Regions from separate parts of the Mus musculus genome. Here regions 2 and 3 are each linked to region 1. The links are chromatin loops, found by intact Hi-C in ENCODE. Cell type or tissue: left cerebral cortex. All regions are shown on one strand.

The links. Peaks named below come from ENCODE experiments on the same cell type or tissue, not always from the same donor. Only the 100,000 strongest peaks of a DNase experiment are listed, where the experiment ranks them.
Region 2: a loop joins it to region 1, with 8 times the contacts of the local background. A loop is called at or near these places in 7 of 42 quality-filtered maps.
Region 3: it touches region 1 in a loop (6-fold over the local background); 2 of 42 quality-filtered maps call a loop at or near these places.

Annotation. Positions count from the first base shown.
Region 1 is chr19:33,236,214-33,244,213 of GRCm38, forward strand. It overlaps the pseudogene Rnls. Among named protein-coding and RNA genes, the nearest start is that of Mir3970, 83 kb to the left of the region's middle. In left cerebral cortex, a CTCF peak has its summit at 4,889 (motif pointing left); a DNase peak (open chromatin) is centred at 4,329; H3K27ac peaks cover 2,715 bases.
Region 2 is chr19:33,336,921-33,344,920 of GRCm38, forward strand. It overlaps the pseudogene Rnls. Among named protein-coding and RNA genes, the nearest start is that of Gm29998, 51 kb to the right of the region's middle. In left cerebral cortex, a CTCF peak has its summit at 3,767; DNase peaks (open chromatin) are centred at 3,386 and 3,725; H3K27ac peaks cover 4,576 bases.
Region 3 is chr19:33,312,712-33,320,711 of GRCm38, forward strand. It overlaps the pseudogene Rnls. Among named protein-coding and RNA genes, the nearest start is that of Gm29998, 75 kb to the right of the region's middle. In left cerebral cortex, no CTCF peak of the experiment used is centred here; DNase peaks (open chromatin) are centred at 4,623, 5,627 and 6,298; H3K27ac peaks cover 3,972 bases.

The sequences.
Region 1 (8,000 bases):
AGGTACTGCATGAAGCTATGTTCAGCTTATTGTGCAGATGGAGAGAATGATTTAGCTTGAGTAATTAGCTTAGGTTCATAACAAATGGGAGATCGGTATTCACGTATTTGTGGCTCTAATTTCATTTATAAACCTTTGGATCAGGTGCCTTAGTGTATTTTTGGTTGTGAAAATAGAACCTGAGATTGGTAATATATAAAGAAAGGTAGTTTATTTTGGCTTCCAATTCTGGAGCCCAGAAAGGCCTGAAAGGCCTGAAAGGCCTGAGTGGCTGAATCTGTTTGGCTTTTGGTGAGGACCCCATTGGATAAAGATCCATGGCAAATATGGAAGCAAGAGAAGAGGAAGCCAAAGGAAGCCAAGGCTCTTCCATAACAATCCATTCTAAATGTATATAGATTAGCCACATAAAAGTGAGAGGTCACGCTCATTTGAAAAGCTTCAGCCAGTTAAGGAAGTTCTGTCTTCATGAGCCAAGCACCTGCTGTGATGTCCCCCCTCCAAACACTATTGATCAAACACCCATAAGCAATCCAAGTTTAACAAGTGTCAGGTGGCACAAACCATGTTCCAACCACAGCAGCAGGGGAAGTGACAGAAAACTCCAGAATGACATTCTACACAGCCAAAGATAAGGGCGTGGAAAGTTGTGAATAATGGAACTATGCATATAGTTGTATATAGTTATGTACAAATATATATTTGTATATATGTGAATATCTGTATATATACATACATTTGTGTGTGTGTTTGATAGTATCAATTTGTGTGTGTGTTTGATAGTATCAATAATATCAAGCGTGAGAGCAAACATTCTGAAAAGGAAACATGGACCAATTAGGAAGAAGTGGTCATGTGTGACAGTAAGAAAGGTGGTTTGCAGAAGGGCAGAACAGTGACCAAGAGGCGGGGACGCACTAGCAATACAGAGAACAAAGTGATCCTAAAAGTTCCACAGCTTTCCAATTGCTTTTCATAGATTATGCCTCAAACTACTTTACTAACATATGGAAAAGTTTACCCATGCCTACATGCATGGGTACCCATGCATGTTTACCCATACTACATGCCAGAAAGTGGCACGTTTTAAACAATGGCCGAATGCATAGTGTTCACCCTAGCAGTAATTTTGAAAAGAAACTGAAAATTCCACATATTTTTTGACAGGTCTTGATTTTCAGCCCTCAAGAAAAAAATATTCATTCACTACTTGTTTGATAAATTTCTTATGTCCCTAGGAAGTGAGAAAAACATCGATAAGAAATAATCAGATTTTCAGACTGAGGTCACATGATGAGTCAAAGTTGGGGCCAGAATCAGTCTCCTTACTCCCAGCTGCTTCTAGATGTCACAGGCTCCGCTCTCGGCTCCAGCACTGATGTCTCCTTTTTCTTTAATTACACTATTTCTTCCTTCCTACTCCTCCCTCTCACCCCTTCCACATGCCTCTTTACTTTCTCTTTCAAATTCATGGCCACTTTTTTCACTATCTGTTACTGTAAGAATGCATTTCTATGTACATACATACATATACAACCTGTTCAGTCCATATGTTACTTGCATGTGTCTGTTTTCAGGGCTGACCATTTTGTAGGCTGGACAACATTTTCTGTTCTGTTCTGTTCTTTTTTTTTTTTTTCTTTTTCTTTTCATTTTGGATTTTGGAGACAGGATTTCTCTGTACAGCCCCGGCTGTCCTGGAACTCACTCTGTAGACCGGGCTGACTTTGAAAGGCGTGCACTACCACTTCCCGGCAGCATTTTCTGTTCTTGATCTTTTCCCTCTTCCTGCTTCTCTCCTCTGTTCTAGATCATATGTTCCAGCTGTTAGCTGGTGCTCCAGTTGTTAGCTGGTGTTGTGCTTGACCATATGTTCCAGCTGTGAGCTGGTGCTGTGCTTGACCATATGTTCCAGCTGTTATCTGTTCTTGATCATATATTCCACCTGTTACCTGGTGCTGACTCCCTTGCAGAATTACTTAATTCCCACTACCACCTGACATTCTTTTATTCATCCCACAAATGTTAAGTTTTAAGCATGTATGTGCTAGCACTGCTTTTGGCATGGTAACGGGCATGAATGGCAAATGTTCCATTCCCTGATAAGGCAAGTATACTTTGAACTATCCATCACAACTTGACAGTATATGAATTTGATTTTTACATTAATTTAATCTTCAAATATTTTTGAGATTGTCATAAATGAATACTGTGTTTACATTATTTACATGCCTCCTTCCAACTCCTCTCATGTTCTCATGATTTCCTCTACTTCTCAAATATGATATCATCTCTATGTGTTTGTGATATTATATACATAATTATTACTTAGAACTGCACACTGAGTCCATTTGAATGTTGCTCATATGTACATGTTTTTAGGGTTGGCCACTTGAGACTGGACAATCTATTAGAGAGATCATCTCAGGAGAAACCTGGTTCTGCCTCTCTCAGTGGCCATCAACTGACTCTTTCTCTTTATTTGGGGTTGGGGCTCTGTGAAATTTCCTCCATTCACATTGGTATATCAGATTATGTCGTCATTATGCCATTATGCAGGCCTTATCAATTTAAGCCTTTGAAAAAAGTCATAAACCTTTTTAATTTATTTGTTTATTTTTTATTTTTGAGATTAAAATATAATGACACAATTTTTCTCCACTCCAAAATTTTCCACATAAACCCCCTTGTTCTCTTTCAGATTTATGGCCTGTATTTCATTAATCGCTGTTAATACATATATTCATACATAATACATACATACATACATACATACATACATGCATACATACAGTGTGTGTTCCTAAACGTTGTCAATTTATCTTACAGTATGGCTGCTTTGTACTCATAGCTATTCTCCAAGATGCTAGCAAATGTTCTCTGTTTTAATTTTTAGTTTGTCCTAAAACATTAAAAGCTCTTTCTTTGTCTATAATTCCTAAGATGAACTATGTTTCAGAAAAGTTATCTGAGCCACGCTCTCCTCCATTCCTCTTATAGAGACTGTGATGAGGCTTCTTTTTGTCTGTACCTTCTGCCCATCCTTTCAGCTTATTAGGCACGCCCCTCAGAACCATGGCTTTAATTTGATTATCCAATCTTATATTTCATGTGAAAACAAAAGTCTTCACTGGAATGTTAATATTGAAATAGAATAAATGGAAACCATTTCTGAAATCATTAGCAGAACTACCATGAGTCATCTTACTTAGGCTGGCTCTATGGAAACACATCTCCCACTTTAAAGGAACTATAAGAAGTTCATTATTCATTTATTTTTGATGCCTCAATTTATTCACAGAAATATGTAGAAGGTTTATAGCTTGGTCTTTTTTCACTGAAGCTTGTCCCCCAAGAGAAGTATTGTTAGCACAGTGGTAAGCCTTCCATGTGTATTAGATAAAGGTGGTCAATAATGCCCAATCTGAAATGAGAGCAGATAAGGACGTTCACATGGCTTAATTTTAGAGATGAGGAAATTTATTGATGTCAGAGGGAAGGGTCTGTTGTTTACACTGTTTTAGGGCCCAGTTTCTGTTTCTTTTCTTTGTTATTTGATGGCTCACATTATGATCTCATATTATCAATATGTGTGCTTGTACAAATCTCTTTTCAAAGTCTTCATGTATGAGAATTCTGGGTTTTAGATTATTTATAGTCATGGCTTTACAGCCTCATCTCTGACTATAATTCCTTCTCATATGAAATCTCAAAATATATGTATAGATTTTTCGCATGGGAAAATAACAAATGCAGAAAGATTCTTTTGAAATTTATAGGTAATTTTTTCACTAGCTGCCTGTTGGTCATAACTCTTCCTTCAAAAAGTACTATAAATATTTCCATAACTCTTTTGTAAATGAATGACCCTTGCCATCAAGGGATCCAGTCAGTTAACCAATCTTGGCTTTTAAATTGATTTTAACGACTTTACCAGATTGCCTCTGTGGTCTCACATCTACTGCAGTGAAAGAGTAGAAACCTGATTATGAGCACAGAGGAATAGGTTTTGAGAGAGATAGGGAGAAAGTCAGGGTGTGGATATCTAGAACACTGGAAGAGATGAGTAGAGGGAAGGCTAAAATCCACCCCCATCTTCTAGGTTTAAATGTTTTCTCCAACCAATGTACCATTCGGCTCAGATGGGAAGCAAACAGATGCTAGATCGAATGTGTGAGCTTGTAGGCAGACCATCATTCTTCAGGTTCAATTTTTTTTCTTTTTGACATTGTCTCATTCTGTAGCCTTGGGACCCATGGCTATCCTCCTGTCTCAGCATGAAAAGCTCTGGAATTATACATTTGAGCCACTATATCTGTTTGAACAGAGACACTCTGGCAGGGTAGAAGGGTGATTTCACCGAGAGGGATGAAATTCTTTAGGCATATGGGCAAAGGAGCCTAAAAATAGTTGAAACAGCTTACACCTCTCCCCATATAAACCATCCATGCTGCAGTTGGAGCTCGTGATGAACTCAGAAGCCATATGGCTCTGAAAAGAACTAAAATTCCAAAGCACATGGAGGTTGTAGTTTTAGCCAAAGATAGATTACTAATTTTGACTCCATTGATTAAACTGAAATTTCATATCTCAAACTTCAAATACATAATTTATTAGAGTGTGTTGATTGGTACTTGGTCAATTGTTTTCTCAGTGGATCTATATGGTGACCACAGTGACTCTGGCTGTGTGTCTGTAGAGTAAACAGTTGACTTCACATGCATTTATTTGTTGTGTAATTAAGCAAGTTACTTGAGGCTGGAAACGTGAAGAGCACTGGATACTCTCAGAGGACCAGGTTTTGATTCCCAGCACCCACATGGAGGCTTTCAATCATTAACTCAAGTTCCAAGGGATCTGATGCCCTCTTCTGGCCTCTATGGACATTGCATACACATGTTGCACAGACATACATGTAGGCAAAACAACATCACACATGAAATAAAAATAAATAAGCCAAAGGGGGCAAGTTACTTGTTTTACCATCGCTATTGTTCTACCTGCTAATTGCTCACAACAGTAAGATGTGATTGGGTTTATGTTAAGGTGAGATATATCGTCCATAGTATAGTATGTAAGGATAGCAGGAATAGTCCTAGATAAGAAGCTTGGCACACAGCGACTCCTTAGGGATAACCATCACACTCTGTAAAGGAGTCTGTTATAGCTCCTAGACTAGAGGTGTTTATACATTTCTTGACAAAAAGTCAGGAAGCAGAGGAGACAACACATTTGGAAGGTTTCCAGGTGCCCTGCTCCTTGTGTCTGATCCATACTCCTGTGGGAGTGACTTCTTGTATGCTTTCTTGCCCTTTTGGTTTTCTGACAGAAGTTAACATGACCGGACTTGCTTTTGAGTTTCTAGGATCCCTCTTTTCATTTTCATCCCAGGAAATCTGCCTTAGTAGTCAAGGCACATTAAAAACGTTCCCTCTCCTTTGCTTAGAGAAATGATTTCAGTGAATCATACGTTCAGGTTTTGAAATTACTCAACCACAACCTGATAACCTGACCTAATAATTTTCTCTCTTTTTCTTACAAAGGGAAATGTATGAATTGTGTTTATCAGAAAAGCTTACTAGCTATTTTTATGGACACTCATTTTGTATTTTTCAAATGTTTTACAACAAGCATATGCAATTTTTGTACTTAAAATTCTCACTTGCATACATGATATTGGGCTTTTGCTTAAAATTCTGCCTATGAGTCCTAGCTCTGAACATATTGAAAACTGGATAAAAATGATTTTGTAATTTTACAAATATAGTTACACCCCTTGAAGACATTGCAGTCAGTTGCTGAGAGACCTACTAAGTTCTTGGGAACCCAGGAAACAAGGTTATTAGAGCCCCAAGAGTATCTTTTCTCAGTTAACATCTGGAGCTTCCTGAAGGGCCAAGATCAAACCTTAAAGAATTTAATGTTTATTGTTTATAAATCATATTCTCATTCTATGTAACTCAGTCAGAATTTCCACTAGGGACATCACTGAACTCTTCCACAGACTTCCATATGGGAATTCTCAGTAATATAAGATGGGAATCTGGCCTTCCCGGACTTCACGAAATGTTTGGCGAGGGGAGTGTGAGGTCAGCTAAGTTATTTTACTTTTATTTTTCTGAAGTCATCTGGGAAATGTTGTTTTATTTTAGGCAAAATTTTATATATTTTAAAATTATAGATGCTCTTAAATAGCAGGGTCTAAAAAGTACAGTATTGGTATTTAGTCTAATGGATTTGCAGCAGGCGTGAGAAGATAATTGTCAAAGCTTTGAAATTTAGTTTCCTTTTATGTGCTTCCAACAATGATAGAATCTTGGTATCAAATGCCAGGTATAAGGTGGAGTTTAGAGTTAAAGGTCTTTGACTAACAAAGTGGCTCTTTTATAACTGGCAGAACTATACATTTATGAGGAATTTTTATCAGCAATACTTTGCATAGGTCAGCTGTAGAGAGTCCGCTTTGTTTCACAGACAAATTAAAAAGTGCTGTACTGATGTGAAATATAGCACGTTTCCTCAAAAGGCCAAAGAACTGTCAGCGCTGCATAAAACGGTAAAGGTCAGCTCCTAAAATAGGAGCCACAGCCCTTCAAACACAGATGTTATTAAGACGACAAGATCTTAATAGTCAGCCCATAGGATAATGACAAGGTCAGCTCACTACAGTATCCTTCACTTTGACTTCACAAAATTGCAAGCATTGAATACCATCAGGATATTTTTGTGGAACTTTGGTGATACGGGTTTGTGGTTGATCCTTTATCATAATTTTCTATTCTACAGAGATATTCTTTTTAAAGAAAATTTATTATTTTTATTATACACTTGTGTTTTCCTGGATGCATGTATGCACATGCCTGGTGACAACAGAGGACAGAAGAGACTGTCAGATCCTTAGAACTGAAATTACAGATGACTATGATCCACCATGTGGGGTCTGCCAACCAATCCCAGGTCCTCTCAATAACCAGCTGAAGTGTTCTCATCAGAAAGCAAATACAAATACTACACTTTTGTGATTGTGTTGATCGTCCTGACTCACTATCTATAAAGTTATATGACTACTACTCTCAGGGAATCAATGTTCTGAAATGGATTCCCACGGGATTTATAATTACACAAAATATTCAGTTTAAATTACAACAAGGTTATTAAACATTCAGTAAATTCAGAATAGAAATAGTAAAACCCTGCCTTGCAGATAAATATTCTTTGGTGAACATGCAACATTGGACAATCATGTAAAACTGAAGAATCAACTAAACTTTCTTTTAAGAATTAAAAACCTGTAGGTGATAAATGCTTTCTCTTGTTACTGCATTTGTTTCTTGCAACACAACAGCTCTGATAAGCAGAGATAATAAATTATAATTTATAGTTGAGGGACTAAAAGCTTAGAAGTATATGACTTTACACGATCAATCAGCTAGTGTGTGATATGTGTGGGATCTTACAACAGCCTCTGATCACTATAACACAATGCTACCTCAGTAGCATGTGCATGTGTTGGATCATTTGGAAGGTGTACATTATTAACATGTCATATAGTAGTTATGACCACATTGTGTTGTGATGTTATTAAAATTAATGGTGTTTCTTCAGTTTTGACTATTCAATTGTTGGTGCTTTATTTCGTCAAAGGCTTATATAAACGGACAAAAGGTATCTCGTGAATGAATGTCTAAAAGGCACTCTTGGACAGAGATCAAATATGCACCATCTACCCCATGTCTGTAGGGCGTTCAGAAAACTGTACAAATGGATCAAAAGACTAGAGTGTTCAACAGTTCCATCTTTTAATACTGAATACTTATATCATAGAATATAAGCTACACATAATGTTTATGTGCCTGGTATAAGAAGTCTTTCCAAATGTCATAGAGAACCCTAAGAGTAATAAATTAAGGTGAACGTGTAAGATCAGAGAAGTCTTTGTGGAAAGAATTGTGTTCTTGAGCATAGTACAAACATTACTTTAAAGCAATTTTAAAAATGAT
Region 2 (8,000 bases), 100 kb after region 1:
CAAGAATGGATGGGAGCAAGGCAGTTCACTAAGTCTCACCTCTAACCGAGAAACCTTGGCAACTGATGGCTTCTGGAGAGGGAAAACCATCTTTCTGTAGCTTGCTGCCCTTGGAAGACAGCCCATGCTCTGGTAGTTGCTCCTTCTCCCACACACATCGAGGAAATGCTAAGTGGACTCAGTAAGTTTACAAAAGAGCATGAGGTTAGGAAGAAAACGTGACACGAGAGATAGAGATGGATTGGAGTAAATGGATTTGATCAAAACACCTTATGTGGATGTACAAAATTCTCAACAATAAAAAAGCACAAATCTAATTTTTCTGTAACAAACTAAATTTTATAAATGGGTAACTAGGATAAACCCTAATCCCAAATGAAATTCAATAGAATAATTGTTTTTAGAAACATGGTGAAGTGATATTTCACTTTTAAGTATTGCTAAATAGAAAGACTGGATGCTTGCCAAGTTGGATCATAGTGAGAGCAATCCGTTAATCTATTAGATAAATGGTGATGGTGATGGTGATGTGGGAGATGGGCAAGATGTATTTGGAGATCAGTGGTTAACCCTTGGGAGTTGGTTGTCTCCTTCTATATTTCCTGGAGTCCTGAGGATTGAACTCAGGATACAAAGCTTGCCAAGCAAGCAAACACTTTTGAGTTGTCTCACTAGTGAACCCAAGCTTGTATAAAATTTAGTAGCAGGATTCTTTACTGGAGTACATAAAGGACTGTCAAAGATCATGACATTAAGAATACATATTTATGCATAATAGTAACACAGATATGTATAATGTAATTATCACAAGTATCTTTATGGTAGGGATAAACCTAGTTTAATCTTCCCACTTTAATGCTGGAGATAAACTATTCAATACATCAAAATGAAAGTATATAGCTAAAATAAAGTAAATATAATCAAGAAAATTAGGTTAAACAATCTTACTGTTGAGCCTTATGAAACATAACCTACATGTGTGACATCCCTAGATTCTAAATGAGTCAACAAGACAAACTGTTGTTCATCTCTACCATCAGAACTATAAAAGGCCTGGCATATGGTACAGTGAACAAGGGCACTTGCCGCCATCACCATCCTGATGATTTGAGATGGATACCCAGAACACATGTGGTGGAAGGAGAGAACCACCTCCTACACTTGTCCTCTGACCTTCTGTGACCTCAACCTACATGTACCTGCATGCTGGCGTGTGTGCAGACATGCACATACCTGCACACACACACACACACACACACACACACACACACACACACACCTCTAAATACATGTGAAGAAAATTGAAGCTGAGTACACAGAAATGTGGTTCTCTCATAGCTGATACTCAACAATAAATGTAGGTAGAAAGCTAAATTTCAGCATAAAACTGGTTTGCTAAGCAATTTGGGTTAAGGAATCACTGTCTACTGAAAAAGGAAAAGGGGGAACAAGTAACATTTATTACCATCTTCTACTGCTGAACTTGTATGCCACAGAAGCATCGTGATGTTTAATATTAGATTCCACTCCAATACTCTTTGATTTGACCATGCCATATCCCTAAGAAAGAAGTCACAGTCGTGTGCCTTTGTTTGTAAAAGCAGAAAAGTCAACACTTTTCTATCACATAACTTGGTGACTCAAAAACTTAGCTGCTCATCAGAATCATCTGAAGTGCATTCTGAAGGTATCTTAGAAGTTGGTGTTGTGGCTAACACCCATAATGCCAGCATTTGGAAGCCTCAGACAGGAGGATTATTAGTTGAAGATTGGCCTGGACCACTAAACCCATATTTAAAATGTATCTTGCCCCCATAGCCATAGATATTCATCCAGAAGATCTGTGTCTTCCCAAGGCATCCTGTATTCAAATCTCCAGTTGGGCATGGGTGCATATGCCTGTGATCCTAATACTAAGGGGACTGATGCAGGAGGGTTGTAATATCGAGATTAGCCTGGTGTATATAACATGAAGAGTTAGAAACATAGCTCAGTAGCAGAGTACTTTATTAGCATGTACACATATCTAGACATGATCTCCAGTATTTCTATCCCTCCAAAAGCAAGACTCTACAGGAGAATAAGAAGTCTATTTAGGCTTTACATGTTGCCTAGCAAATGTTCCATCTATATCCTTCCTTTAATTATAAAACATCTTCCAGCATGAAAGTGAAAGATGAGAAGTGTATGCACATTAATATTTAATGAGCACCAGGTATTTGGCAAAATCCCACATGGAATTTCATTTAGAATACATTAGGTCAGTGGTTATATAAGCACAGTTATCATTACGTTAATCTTATGAAAATAACATATAATTCCTAAAACCTAATTTATGTCTCTCTTTACAATGGCAAATATCACCATTGAGTTTGAGTCTTCTTTGACAAATAGAAAAGAGGTTTTTCTTTAAGCAGAAAAGAATTTAGATTGCTGCCTTCTATCCCTATTAAAATATTCTGCAAAGTTCTTCATAATGATTACCGATCTCAGAATGCCATCTCATGTAGAATCTTGAATAGCCTTGTCAGACACAATACATACTTGATATTTCCTTCTGCTTCAGAGGGTTGGCTCCATCCTCATGATGTTGGAACCTTCTGAAACATAGACTCTGAGACCTTATATGACATCTAATTGTGTTTACCTGGGACCTTTGGCTCACAGACCACTGATTTATCACCATAGCTAACAGAATGCTGCTTCCTTTGTGAATCATATTCATTACTTGTGGATTCCAGAGTTCCTTTTGCTTTCTTGCTTATTGACCAGAATGCCTAAATAGATCCAGTGGCTTTTTGTTTTGTAAAATATGCAAAAGTAGCACTCGGGAGGCAGAGACAGGCAGATTTCTGAGTTCGAGACCAGCCTGGTCTACAAAGTGAGTTTCAGGACAGCCAGGGCTACACAGAGAAACCCTGTCTTGAAAAACAAACAAACAAACAAACAAACAAACAAACAAACAAAAAAGCAAAAGCAATAGTGGTTTAGCAACTGAGAATGCTTTATCCCTTGGTTTGATGCTGCATTATTTCACACGGGCTTCAAAAGCTTCTGGGGCTTTAGAGAAAAGGTCATTATCATTTTCTACAGTTTCCGTCTGCTTAGTTTCCATCTATATGATTCATATGATATGAAAACAAGCAATATTCTCAGAAGTGTTACTTTCCAAATACTTAAAAGAGGGTAGTCCAAGTTAACCTGACTTCACTTTCCCCGTGAAGGTGTTCTTTGTCCAGAAATGCTACCTGGTCTCTCCTATGGATTGTCTTCTGGTAGGCCAGATCCAGTGAACCAAAGATGAGCCTAACATATGGAAATTTTGAAGATGTTCACATAAGTGTGAACAGCTTCCTAAAGTATAAGGCAAGGAGAAAAAGAAATGGTTGAAGTAGTGGGGGAAGAGGAGATCCTATATATGGCCTTCTTTTAACCACTTTCTATCTCCTACACACACAGCAGATGAGTCACATCTCTGAATAAATGTCTTATACAACAAATACAGAAAAACTTCCCCTGAGAAAAATTCTAAATCCATAATCAGAGTTATGTATGCAGAATGCTAGGCTATTGAAAATAAAATTAAAATAATTATGAAGGAGACCTTTCTTGGCTACCTTTCTATTGGTGCTTCAAAACATCATGGCCAAGGCAACTTAAAAAGAAAGCATTTAATTGGGTGAACCATTTCAGAGGGTTAGAGTCCATGAGGGCAGAGCCAGGGCACAGTGCCAGGAAGAGTGGAGAACTCACATTTAATCCACAAGGAGGAGGTACTGAGTGAACTCAAAATAGTGAGTCCTTAGAAATGCCGAAGCCCACACCTGGTGGCATACCTCCCCCAGTAAGCCCATACTTCTCAACATCCCAACTGGAAATCAGGTAGTAAAACGCATGGACTGATGGAAGCCATTCTCACTCAAACCACACTGGGTGGTTGTGGGGGGTAAATTATCAGGTGCTAAGATTCTATGTGTACATTATCCTAATTTGCCAGATCCCCAGAAGAATCTATCCCTGTTTTTCTCCTTTTTGTTTTTCACTCCCCCACCCCCAACACATTGTTTTGTGTCCTTCAGGTCCTTTAGGGAAACATGCCTAAAAATATCTAGTCATTCTACTCTTGAACCAGCTTTTCTAGTTCATTTATTCCAACTTGAAAAATAGTGCCTTTAAGAGAATTTCTGAAAATCTTGTTGTCACAGAACTATAAGTCACCATCAAGATGAAATAAATACAGATGTTGTCAGGTCCTGTTATGCTAATGTCTGTATAGCTGTTTCTTCAACTTAGCATACTTCCAAGTTTTTTGTTGTTCTGATATCTTGTGGTTTGACAGAAATGAATGAATAACCTTGAAGGAAATTGGAGCCAGAGGCAAAAGCAGAGCTCTATTATCTGGAGTAATTGTGTCTAATCTTCTGATGTTTTTGCTCCCAGATTTAAGATGATGATAGATGAGTGGTTCTCAGTATGTGATCACAGCCCCTTTGAGAGTGTCAATCAACTCTTTCACGGGGGTTGACTATCAGATATCCTGCAAATCAGATGTTTACATTACGGTTCTTAAGATTAGCAAAATTAAAGTTGTGGAGTAGCAACAAAAATAATTTTATGGTTGAGGGGGAGGCGGTCATTACAACATGAGGAACTGTAGTAAAGTTCACAGCATCAGGAAGGCTGAGAATCCCTGCTGTAGAGGATGAGAAACTACTATGAGTTTTAGTGAGACATGACGAAAATTCAGCTTATCCATAATGAGCAATGTGAACGTGAACAATGAGAATTTTGGCTAATAAGATACAATAAAAGAACACCACCAAATAATTTTAAGTGTTTGAAAAAGCTAACAATTGGAACATACAGAGAGAAAGTATATTCAAAAGGAAAAAAAGGAAGGATTGGGGGTGGGGGGGCTTGTGGCCAGGATCATAACAGCAAAGAAAAAGGCAGTGAGAAGAGAATATTAGGGACTATGCAAACTCTGGGAGAGCCCACCAGGGAAAATGGAGTCTGGGTTTTAGACAATATTTGGACTTATTTCCATCATAACTCTTCCTAAATGATATTACTTAAGACATAGTAACTCTGGCTTTATTTCTACCTGGAGCAAATGCTTAAACAAGTTCTGGCAGGCTCAACTTTCTGGCTAGTGCTATGCTAGACCATCACATTAACATATTTTGAAGACTCAACTTCTAAAGAGGACTTTTCATCACTCATTAACAATACTTTGCTGAAATGGGACCAAAGTTGAGCCTGAACCAAACTTTACAGTGTGATTTCAAAGTATTTATTGACACATCATCAAATTGTATGGCAGTGCTTGAAACATAGAAGTTCAGTAAATATATACTGAAAGAACACATGACTGACTAATCTGCAAAAATTTAACTCTGCACAAACTGGGTAGAACTTGGAGTACTAACTGGGTGTGGAGGCCCACCCATAATCCCAGCACCTAAGGAAGCAGAAGCAGGAGGTTCATGAGTTCCAATGTTCTGGGTCAGTCTGAACAACATTGTGAAATCCTGACTAAACCCTAAGTAATGGGATGTCAGTGGCAGAATGTCTGCCTGCTGTACGAGACCTTACGTTCAATGCAGGGTACCTAAAAGAATAAAACAAACAAACAAATAAACAAACAAACAGAAAAGGGATATTAAGCAAAATGAAAATTTTAATGTTAATGTTATTCTAGGAGCTTTCTCTATGTAAAATCATCCTGAGCCAGAAAGAATTTAACAAGATAGATTCTGAGCATTCCTGACACAAAAACATAATCCTATGAAAACCACATGCTAATTTTAAGCAGATGGTACTATTCTATAAGATTCAAAGTTGTATAAAAAAAAAAACTCTTTAGTGTAGATAGGAACTGCAATCCTGTGATCCAACACATGTCTTGTCTTTATGAAGGTATTTCTTAGTTTCTATGTAGGCACACAAACTGAAAATATCTATAGGTTAAGGAGGAATCTCAAGCAAATAAGATTAAAGGAAAAAGATGAGGAAAGGAGAAGAAGCAGGGCTGAACACAGAACAAAATATAGGGAAACAAAGGAAAAAAAACCTATGGGATATAAGAAAGCAAAGTTGATAAGCAAATAATCGTCTCAAATATTTTTGCCAAGGGAGCTAGCAGGGTTGGTCCTGTCTAAAAGAAATGCAGGGACAAAGATGGAGCAGAGACTGAAGGAATGACTGACCAGTGATCAGCCCATATTGAGACCCATCCCATGGGCAGGCACTAATCCCACATACTATTACTGATGCTATGTTGTGCTTGCAGGGAAGAGCCTAGCATACCAGCCTTCTGAGAGGCGCTATCACCAGCTAATTGAGACAGATGCAGATATCTACACACCAACACTGGATGGAGATCTGGGACCCCAAGTGAAGAGTTAGGGGAAGGACTGAAGGCCCTTAAGGAGATGGGAACCCAACAGGAAGACCAACAGTGTCAACTAACTTGACCCCCTGGGAGCTCCCAGAGACTGAGGCACCAACCAAAGAGCATACACGGGCTAGTCTGAGGACCCCAGAACATATGTAGCAGAGGGCTGCAATGTCTGGCCTCAGTGGGAGAGGATGAGTCTAGTTCTGCAGAGACTTGATGCCCAAGGGTGGAAGCATTATGAGGGAATTGCCCTCTCAAAGGTGAAAGAAAGAGGGGAGGAACTCTTTCAGGGGAGACTTCAAGGGGATAGCATTTGGGATGTTAATTATTAATTAAAAAAAGCAAGCTTTCAGATCAGAGATGAAGAGCTGGGATGTGGTTCAGGGGCAGATTCTTGTCTAATACACCCATGGCCCAGCTCTGATCTCTCTCTTGGCAGAGCAGACAAAGAAAAATCAAAAGCAACAGAGGCCTGATGTATGGCTTACTCTTCCCCAAAGGACTATCTCCTGCAGGGCCTGGGCTACACTTTCCTATGAGGCAATGGCATCCAGGAGGGAAGGGTAATTATGTAATAAAAATGCAATTTTCTTATTTATTTGCAGTTGTCAAAATCATCACATCAATAAGAGGCATGAGAAAGTAACTTCTTTTTTTCAATTTTTTATTAGATATTTTCTTCATTTACATTTCAAATGCTATCCTGAAAGTCCTTTATACCCTCCCCTGCCCTGCTCCCCTACCCACTCACTCCCACTTCTTGGTCCTGGCGTTTCCCTGTACTGGGTGGGGCATATAAAGTTTGTAAGACCAAGGGGCCTCTCTTCCCAATGATGGCTGACTAGGCCATCTTGTACTACACATGCAGCTAGAGACAAGAGCTCTGGGGGTACTGGTTAGTTCATATTGTTGTTCCACCTATGGGGTTGCAGACCCCTTCAGCTCCTTGGGTAATTTCTCTAGCTCCTCCATTGGGGGCCCTGTAATCCATCCTATACATGACTGTAAGCATCCACTTCTGTATTTGCCAGACACGGGCATAGCCTCACAAGAGACAGCTATATCAGGTTCCTTTCAGCAAAATGTTGCTGGCATATGCAACAGTGTCTGTGTTTGGTGGCTGATTATAGGATGGACCCAGGGTAGGGCAGTCTCTGGATGGTCCATCCTTTCATCTTGGCTCCAAACTTTGTCTCTGTAACTCCTTCCATGGGTATTTTGTTCCCTATTCTAGGGAGAAATGAAGTATCCATGTGTTGGTCTTCCTTCTTGATTTTCCGGTGTTTTGCCAATTGTATCTTGGGTATTCTAAGATTCTAGGCTAATATCCACTTATCAATGAGTGCATATCTAGTGAAAACTGAACCAAGAGTTGATGGAATAGAGCTTTCGATTATATACAAACCAAACCAAACAACCAACCAAACAACTAAACCAACCAACAAACAAAATAAACAAACAACAAACACCAACACTCAGAGTCATGCAGCAGCTGCCACCCTCAGCAAAATATAGCAAGTCCTTAATGAGCACATTAGGAATCATATTTAAAAGTTTATGTACATACTTAAAACCCCTGTCCAAAATGAAAAAGAAGATG
Region 3 (8,000 bases), 76 kb after region 1:
TTGTGCTGGAGGAGCTGAGAGTTCTACATCTTGTCCCAAAGGCAAATAGGAGATGACTGTCTCTTCTGCACTGGGAGGAACTTCAAAGACCACGTCTCTCCACAGTGGCAAACTTCCTCCAACAAGGCCACACCTACTCCAACAGGGTCATACCTCCTAATAGTGCCACTTCTCATGAGCCAAGCATATTCAAACCACATCAGTAAAACATTTTTTTTAAGTCACACTGTATACAGGCTCTTTAGGATAAACAAGGAACTTAATTGATTAAATCAAATTAATAAATGTCTATAGCATACTAGAACAGATTGTCCTTTTCTTTGCCCTTAATTAAAGCATTTAAAGTTCTACATAGTTTTTTTAAAAATAAAATGATCATTATATTGTTTCTAAGCTGATTCAAAATTTATGTTTCTAAATATGAATGGTACATATTCAAAGACTGACTTGCTGGGGAAACTTTTCAAATGAGAGCTACAACAGAAGAACACTCAGTCTGGACTGGAGACACTGGCCCAGTATCAGTCCAATTTCTTTACTGAATCTGAGGCAATTTTGATCAGTACTGTCAAATAAAACATGATGATTTCTCTCTGTAGGAAAAACTTAAGTTCTGATTCCTTTTCATTAAAAATGTAATATAAATTTAAATTTACAATCCAACAGTTTACCTTGCTATCTTTATACCAAGAAAACAATAAATAGCATCCCAATGTCACTACTTTCTATTTCTGAACAAACAGACACCATATGTCCCCAACTTTACAAGTCCAACAGTATGTGAAGATTTGCATTCAATTCATTTACTTTGAAGGGGAAGGAATTCTATTCTTTTTTATAGCTGCTTCTATAACAACCAATTCCTAGTGATTACAGCAATTGTCATTAAAAAAATCATATTCACACCTCCTTCCATCCTCCCATATTCATCTGCTCTAACTTACTTATCTAACTTTGTGTCCTATTTATTATTATTATTATTAATTATAATTATTATGATTGGTCTTTTTCAAGACAGCATTTCTCTGTGTAGTGCTGGCTGTCCTGGAACTTACTCTGTAGACCAGGCTGGTCTTGAACACAGAGATCTGCCTGCCTCTGCCTTTCCAGTCGTGGGATTGAGGGTGTGTACTGCTACTGCCGAGCTTATTATATATTTTATTTTATTATTTAATTTTGGTTTTCCGAGACAGGGTTTCTCTGTGTAACCATGGCACTTCTGTTATTCTGTAGATCAGGATAGTCGAGAAATCAGAGATCCACTAAAGAATCATCAAGTATAGTTTAGGCTGCCCATATACTCATGGGCATAAATATTTACTGAAGAATGGTGTACCACCAAGAAATACACTTTTAAAAACATGATCCTTTCTTTCCCACAGGTATCAAAAATATAGTTCCTTAGCTAGAAACTGGACTTCATGCCCATATCCCCTCTCTATGATAGTATTTAGTCTAGTTCAAGTCTGTGCAGGTCTTATGAATGCTGTATCAACTTCTGGGAATTCCTATGTGCTAGAAAAACTGTTTCTTTGTCGTTATCTACTACCTAACACTCTTAAAACTCTTTCTGTTTCCTCTTCTATCATGATCTCTTGGGAAGAGGAAGGTGTTCCCTTTGGGGCTGAGCATTCCATAGTTTCTGATGTATTGCATTTTCAGCTGTGGTTCTCTATGTTAATTGCCATCCACTACAAACAGGATCTTCTCTGAGGAGGACTGGAAAGTGTAATGATCTATGGGAATAGTGATGAGTCATTAAGAGTTGGTTTAACATTATGTTAAAATTTAAGAAACACACACACACACACACACACACACACACACACACACACACACACCTACCTCTACCTCCAGGGACACACTTTCTTCCATAAGGCCACACAGACTCCAACAATGCCATGCCTCCTAATCTATCTATCTATCTATCTATCTTTCTTTCTTTCTTTCTTTCTTTCTTTCTTTCTTTCTTTCTTTCTTTCTTTCTTTCTCTCTCTCTCTCTCTCTCTCTCCCTCCCTCCCTCCCTCCCTCCCTCCCTCCCTCCCCCTCCCTCCCTCCCTCCCTCCCTCCCTCCCTCCCTCTCTCCCTTCCTCCCTCCCTCTCTCCCTTCCTTTCTTTCTTTCTTTCTTTCTTTCTTTCTTTCTTTCTTTCTTTCTTTCTTTCTTTCTTTCTTTCTTTCTTTCTTTCTTTCTTTTTTTTTCAAGAGAGGGTTTCTCTATATAGCCCTGGCTGTCCTGGAACTCAATTTGTAGACCAGGCTGGCCTCGAACCCAGAAATCTGCCTGCCTTTGCCTCCCGAGTGCTGGGATCGAAGGCATGAGCCATCATGCCCGGCCCTCCTAATCTTTCTAATCTGTCTCAAATAGTGCCACTGCCTGGTGATTAAGCATATAAATATATGATGCTTTGGGGGTCATTATTATTCAGACTACCACATATACCTGAAGATTGAAAAGTAACATCAGCAAATAACATAGATAAAACTTATGATCTGTCTTTCTAGGTCTGGGTTACCTTACTCAGGATGACTGTTTCCAGTTCTATACATTTATTTATGAACTTTATAATTCTATTTTCTTAGTAGCTCTTTAATATTCCATATACCTCATTTTCATTACCCACTCCACAGTTTATGAACATCCAGGCTGTTTCCATTGTCTAACTACTATGAACAGAACAGACTGGGGAGCAGAGGAAGTCATAAGTATATTAAGTCCTGAATGAAAGTATGTTGCAGACATGAGTTGACCATGTCAAGGACCAAAGCCTTAGATTCATGGGAAATAGGCAAAGCTCTTCCTCCTTTAATGTTCAGAAGGATGAGAAAGCCTTCCGCTGGTCCAAGTGCAATGTTGATAGCGTGTGCAGAAAATTGTCCATCATAGCTTTCTATCTCTCGGTATTTATGGCCAAGACTGCTTACTTACAGAGAGTATTCCTAACTGTCTTTTGGCTAAACCTGTCATCTTAGCTGAGCTGTGTACAGTAAACTCTTCCTCCTTGTTCAGTTATAGGCAATGACCCAGACTCCCTGTTCGCTGCATATAATAAAAACTCTGAGCCTCTGTGGTTTTGAGGCTTCTCTAGTTCACATGACCCCAAACTTTCTGTATATGCCCATGTTTATCTTTTCATCATTTTCTAACTGTAACAGTCACATCAATGTCTGGAACCATAAAGGGTACAGCAGAGCAGCAATGAACATGGATGAGCACATGTCTCTATAGTAGGATATATAGTCCTTGGGTATATGTCCAGGAGAGGTATATCTGGGTCATGTGGTATATTTATTCTATCTTTTAAAGGGATTTCTAGGGTGGGTGCATTAGTTGGCACTTCTTCTAGCACTGACTATCTTTTCCTTAGATACACACCAGTCATTTGACTATCATTTATTTTTGGATATTAGCTATTCTAAAAGGGGCAACATAAAATCTCAAAGTAGTTTTGATTTGAATTATCTTGATATTGAGGGATGTTGAACACTTTTAAAAATGTTTCTCAGCCATTTGAATTTTGAAAACTCTCTGTTTAGTTCCATGACCCATGTATTTTAAGTGGGTTGTTCTAGGAACTTTCATTGGCTTGGGCATAGTTGATTAAGCCAGGCTGGGTGGCTAGAGAATGCCAGAAAACCCTCCCTTCTTTATCCCTTTAACCCCCACACCTACCATGAGTGAATATTATATGCTTAGTTCATCATGCCTGTCTTTCCATGTTGATTGTGGGGATCAGACTAAGGTCCTCATGCTCACATAGCAAACACTTCACCAACTGAGCAATTTCCATAACTCTAACCCTGGTGTGTTTTAATGAAGCAGTGTTATATAATAAACTGGTACCAGCTTTTGGACAAAGATTTTATACAACAACTTCAAGAACTACATGTTTTACTGGTAGAAAAAAGGTAAAATGTATCTTTCTGAGAAAGATGAACACAGATGTTGGATTGACTTAAGAAAAACAATCCAATGGAATCACTTTTAAAAATCTCTATCTTTAATTCAAAGGTGAAAGGGGAATCACTAGATAAACAGCACGGCAAGGCAGCTCCATGGCTTGAATGGCAAATGACTGTTAGACTTGAAGTTAAACTTTGCATATTTATTCATTATCTTTGTAAGATAATGTATATATCTGATCTTACAACACTATAGAGGGTTATCAAAAGAAATAGTCCTCCTTTAAGTGAATGAAACATACTGAACAACAAAACAGAGAAAATCAATGGGGCTATTCATGTGGAGAATGAGAGAAGAGGAAGATTTTAGGAGCAAAAAGACAATGTAGAGATGAAAGGAGAAGTGGGAGTACTGTGATGTACGGAGTGGTGGTGGAATGAGAGAAATGAGAAATGAGAGTGGCTGAGATTTGGCTAGGTCCATATCTAACTAGCTGACATTGCAAGCTTAAGGTCTACAGGAGCAGAGTGAGACCTTAGATATGAACATCTCAGAAGTTTTCTCTTGGCTCAAGAGTTTGATGAGTGTCAAGTGTCAGCTTCAAGTGAGAACTCTGAAAGAAACGACAGAGCACATTTGTAAAACTGGGGCAGGATAGAGGACGCTGGCTTTAAAAAAAAGTTGTGGTGGGGCATGCCAAAGACAGAAAGGGAAGGAGGCAAACATTTTTAACTCATGTGCTTGCCTTCCATATGGGTTGCAGAAGGCAAAGGGGACAGAACAGTGAGCTGGAAAGAACATTTATGCAGCTTCTGGGAGAAAGAAGTGCCCAGAAGGACACGTGTGAGTGAAAAATCACTCGAAGCAATCTCTGTATAAAAGGAAGAGGGCAATAGCCTAGAGATGAGTGGAAGAGAAAAGACTACCTGAAAGACCTTCAGGTCAAGAAGAGTTCCAGGAGAATGTGTGCAGTAACTGAGCAAAGGCTCCTGCTTCAGGAATGGTGTGCAGAGGGAATACTCCTGCGCCTGATGATTTATTTCTTCAGACACTGAAATGCACAGGAAGTAGCCTGGCTGGCTTCTGTATTGGAGAATATACACTTAAGCCAGAAATTATTAAAAGGGAGGCAGAACGCTTCAGAGAATTTGAGGAATCAAAATCCACCTCTCAAAATGAAAGCTCCAAACCCTGTCCACAATTTCCACAACTCTGAGGCTTTGAGCAGGGATGGACTTTCTCCACAAACAACACAAAACAACTCTTATAAAGTAGATGACTTAACATTGGGGTAGGTAAATAAATGTGACCTGGCTCAACAAGCAGTAAGTAAGAAAACCAAGAGAGCATCTTCCTGTGACATGAAGTGGCAACTACACCTTAGTGTTTCATACGAAAGTTTTAGGAACTTTAGGAGAAGAACAAATGTAGCTACGGAGATGGTCACAGGGAGGGAAGAATAAGAATAGACTCACTAAATTTATAGAGCTCTAATGAATGCAATGTTGCCCCTAAGTATTAAGATGAAAATGAAATAAGAAACAGAAGCGAACAAGCACACCAGGGGAGCCAGTAAGAGTTACCAGAGCTCTGACAGCAGCAGCAATGCTCAGAGGTAAAGGAGACAGTATCTAAGGACAACAGAAAACAAACCAAGTAGCTCTGAAAAAACGGGCTCAAGCTGTTCTGAATAATCTGTAGTTATTGAGGATATCAGAGAAATAAAACTAAAATAAAAAAATAAGAAGAATAGGCCCCAGTCAGATCTTGGCAAGCACAGGGTCTAGACAGGAATAGTGCAGAGTTAACTTGTTAGTTTTATGTTTTAATATGTCGGAGGACAGCTGTTGGGAAGCAGACTCCAAACTCCTATAGCTATTTTGAAAAGGAGTTTAAAAAGCTTGGTGAAGGTGGTTTTCAGATATTAAAGTTGGAGATATAAAAAAGGTGCAATAGGGAAGATGGGAGATTTGGAGAGTAAAAGACACGTATTTAAAATGACAATAACTGGAGAGAATGGAGCATGCCTTATTGCCAACTACTCAGGCAGCCCAGGTGAAAGGATTTGCTCACACTCAGGGCTTTGAGCCATCCAGTACAATATAGGAAGACCTTCCATTTAGACAAAACAAAAAACCAATCAAGCAAACAACAATAAAAAGAAGTTATTTAAGCATGAAACAAACAAACAAACAAATAAGGGATAGCTACTTGCAAAGAAACATACAAAAGGTCTAAACTTAAGAAACAGAAATAGATATATCTGAAGAGGGGGTGGAGGAGGCAAAAACACAGAGAGCCAGAAAGCCAGAGAGAATACACCAGGAATAGGCAGAAGAAAAACTAGGACAAAGAAAAACGTCACACAAGATCTTACATAAGGAGCTGATGGCTTGAGCCAACAGGAGTTCTGGGAAGGGAGAAGCACCTGTCCAAAGGGAAGGTGTGAGGAGGAAGAGACACAACAACACCTGGTCTCAGAATATATTAGAGAAAGGTTCTGTGAGCCAAGCAAAGTTCTGGAAGAAACTTTGAGTAAAGTATATTTATAAAATAGTGGTAGTGAGATCATTTAGGACAGAAAAATCAGAGAATCTTGGTAAAGAACATTAAATGTATTTGATATGACTTGGAGAAGAATTGATGGATTTTGAAACTTGAGGGTGAAAGTCTGATGAGAATCAGAATGATCACAGTCCAAAGTATTGCCACGCTTACCAAGTATGAAAGGAAGCACACAGTACTGAAGAAAGGGGAAAACGCATTATCTAAGATCATCCCCAGTTAGCACCCCGGAACTAACAGCATGATGAGACAAATGAAAATAACAGCCTCTCTCTCTCAAAAACATGACATTTTCATACATGGTAAACAACGCAAAACCCAGATACACTGAGGAGAATTCAGACAAATCTAAATTAAAGGACATTTTCCACATTAATGTCCAAATATTTTTAATGTTATTGAGATCAGGAAAGATCATAATAATAATCAGGAATTATTCCAGATCAAGGAAGATTATAGAAACAAGAAAAGTAATGGGGCCCCAAATAAAATTCTGTAACAAAAATATAACTACATTTTATTACTAGATGCAGGCAATTGGTAAAGTCTGAATAAGGTTTGGCAAATATACTTACGCTAATTTCTTAATTTAGACAATTGATCTATTGCCATGTGGTATATTCAAAGATAAACATTGTGAAGCACAAGGAAATGAGTCATAACTGCTAAAAACAACTTTCAAAAATTTTTTAAAAATATTTTTTATTACGTATTTTCCTCAATTACATTTCCAATGCTATCCCAAAAGTCCCCCATACCCTTCCCCCACTCCCCTCCCCACCCATTCCCACTTTTTGGCCCTGGCGTTCCCCTGTACTGGGGCATATAAAGTTTGTGTGTCCAATGGGCCTCTCTTTCCAGTGATGGCCGACTAGGCCATCTTTTGATACATATGCAGCTAGAGTCAAGAGCTCTGGGGTACTGGTTAGTTCATAATGTTGCACCTACAGGGTTGCAGATCTCTTTAGCTCCTTGGATACGTTCTCTAGCTCCTCCATTGGGGGCCCTGTGATCCATCCAATAGCTGTCTGTGAGCATCCACTTATGTGTTTGCTAGGCCCAGGCCTAGTCTCACAAGAGACAGCTATATCAGGGTCCTTTCAGCAAACGCTTGCTAGTGTATGCAATGGTGTCATCGTTTGGAGGCTAATTATGGAATGGATCCCTGGATATGGCAGTCTCTAGATGGTCCATCCTTTTGTCTCAGCTCAAAACTTTGTCTTTGTAACTCCTTCCATGGGTGATTGTTTCCAATTCTAAGAAGGGGCAAAGTGTCCACACTTTGGTCTTCATTCTTCTTCAGTTTCATGTGTTTTGCAAATTGTATCTTATATCTCGGGTATACTAAGTTCCTGGGCTAATATCCACTTATCAGTGAGTACATATCATTTGAGTTCTTTTGTGATTGTGTTACCTCACTCAGGATGATGCCCTCCAGGTCCAACCATTTGCCTAGGAATTTCATAAATTCATTCCTTTTAATAGCTGAGTAGTACTCCATTGTGTAAATGTACCACATTTTTTGTATCCAT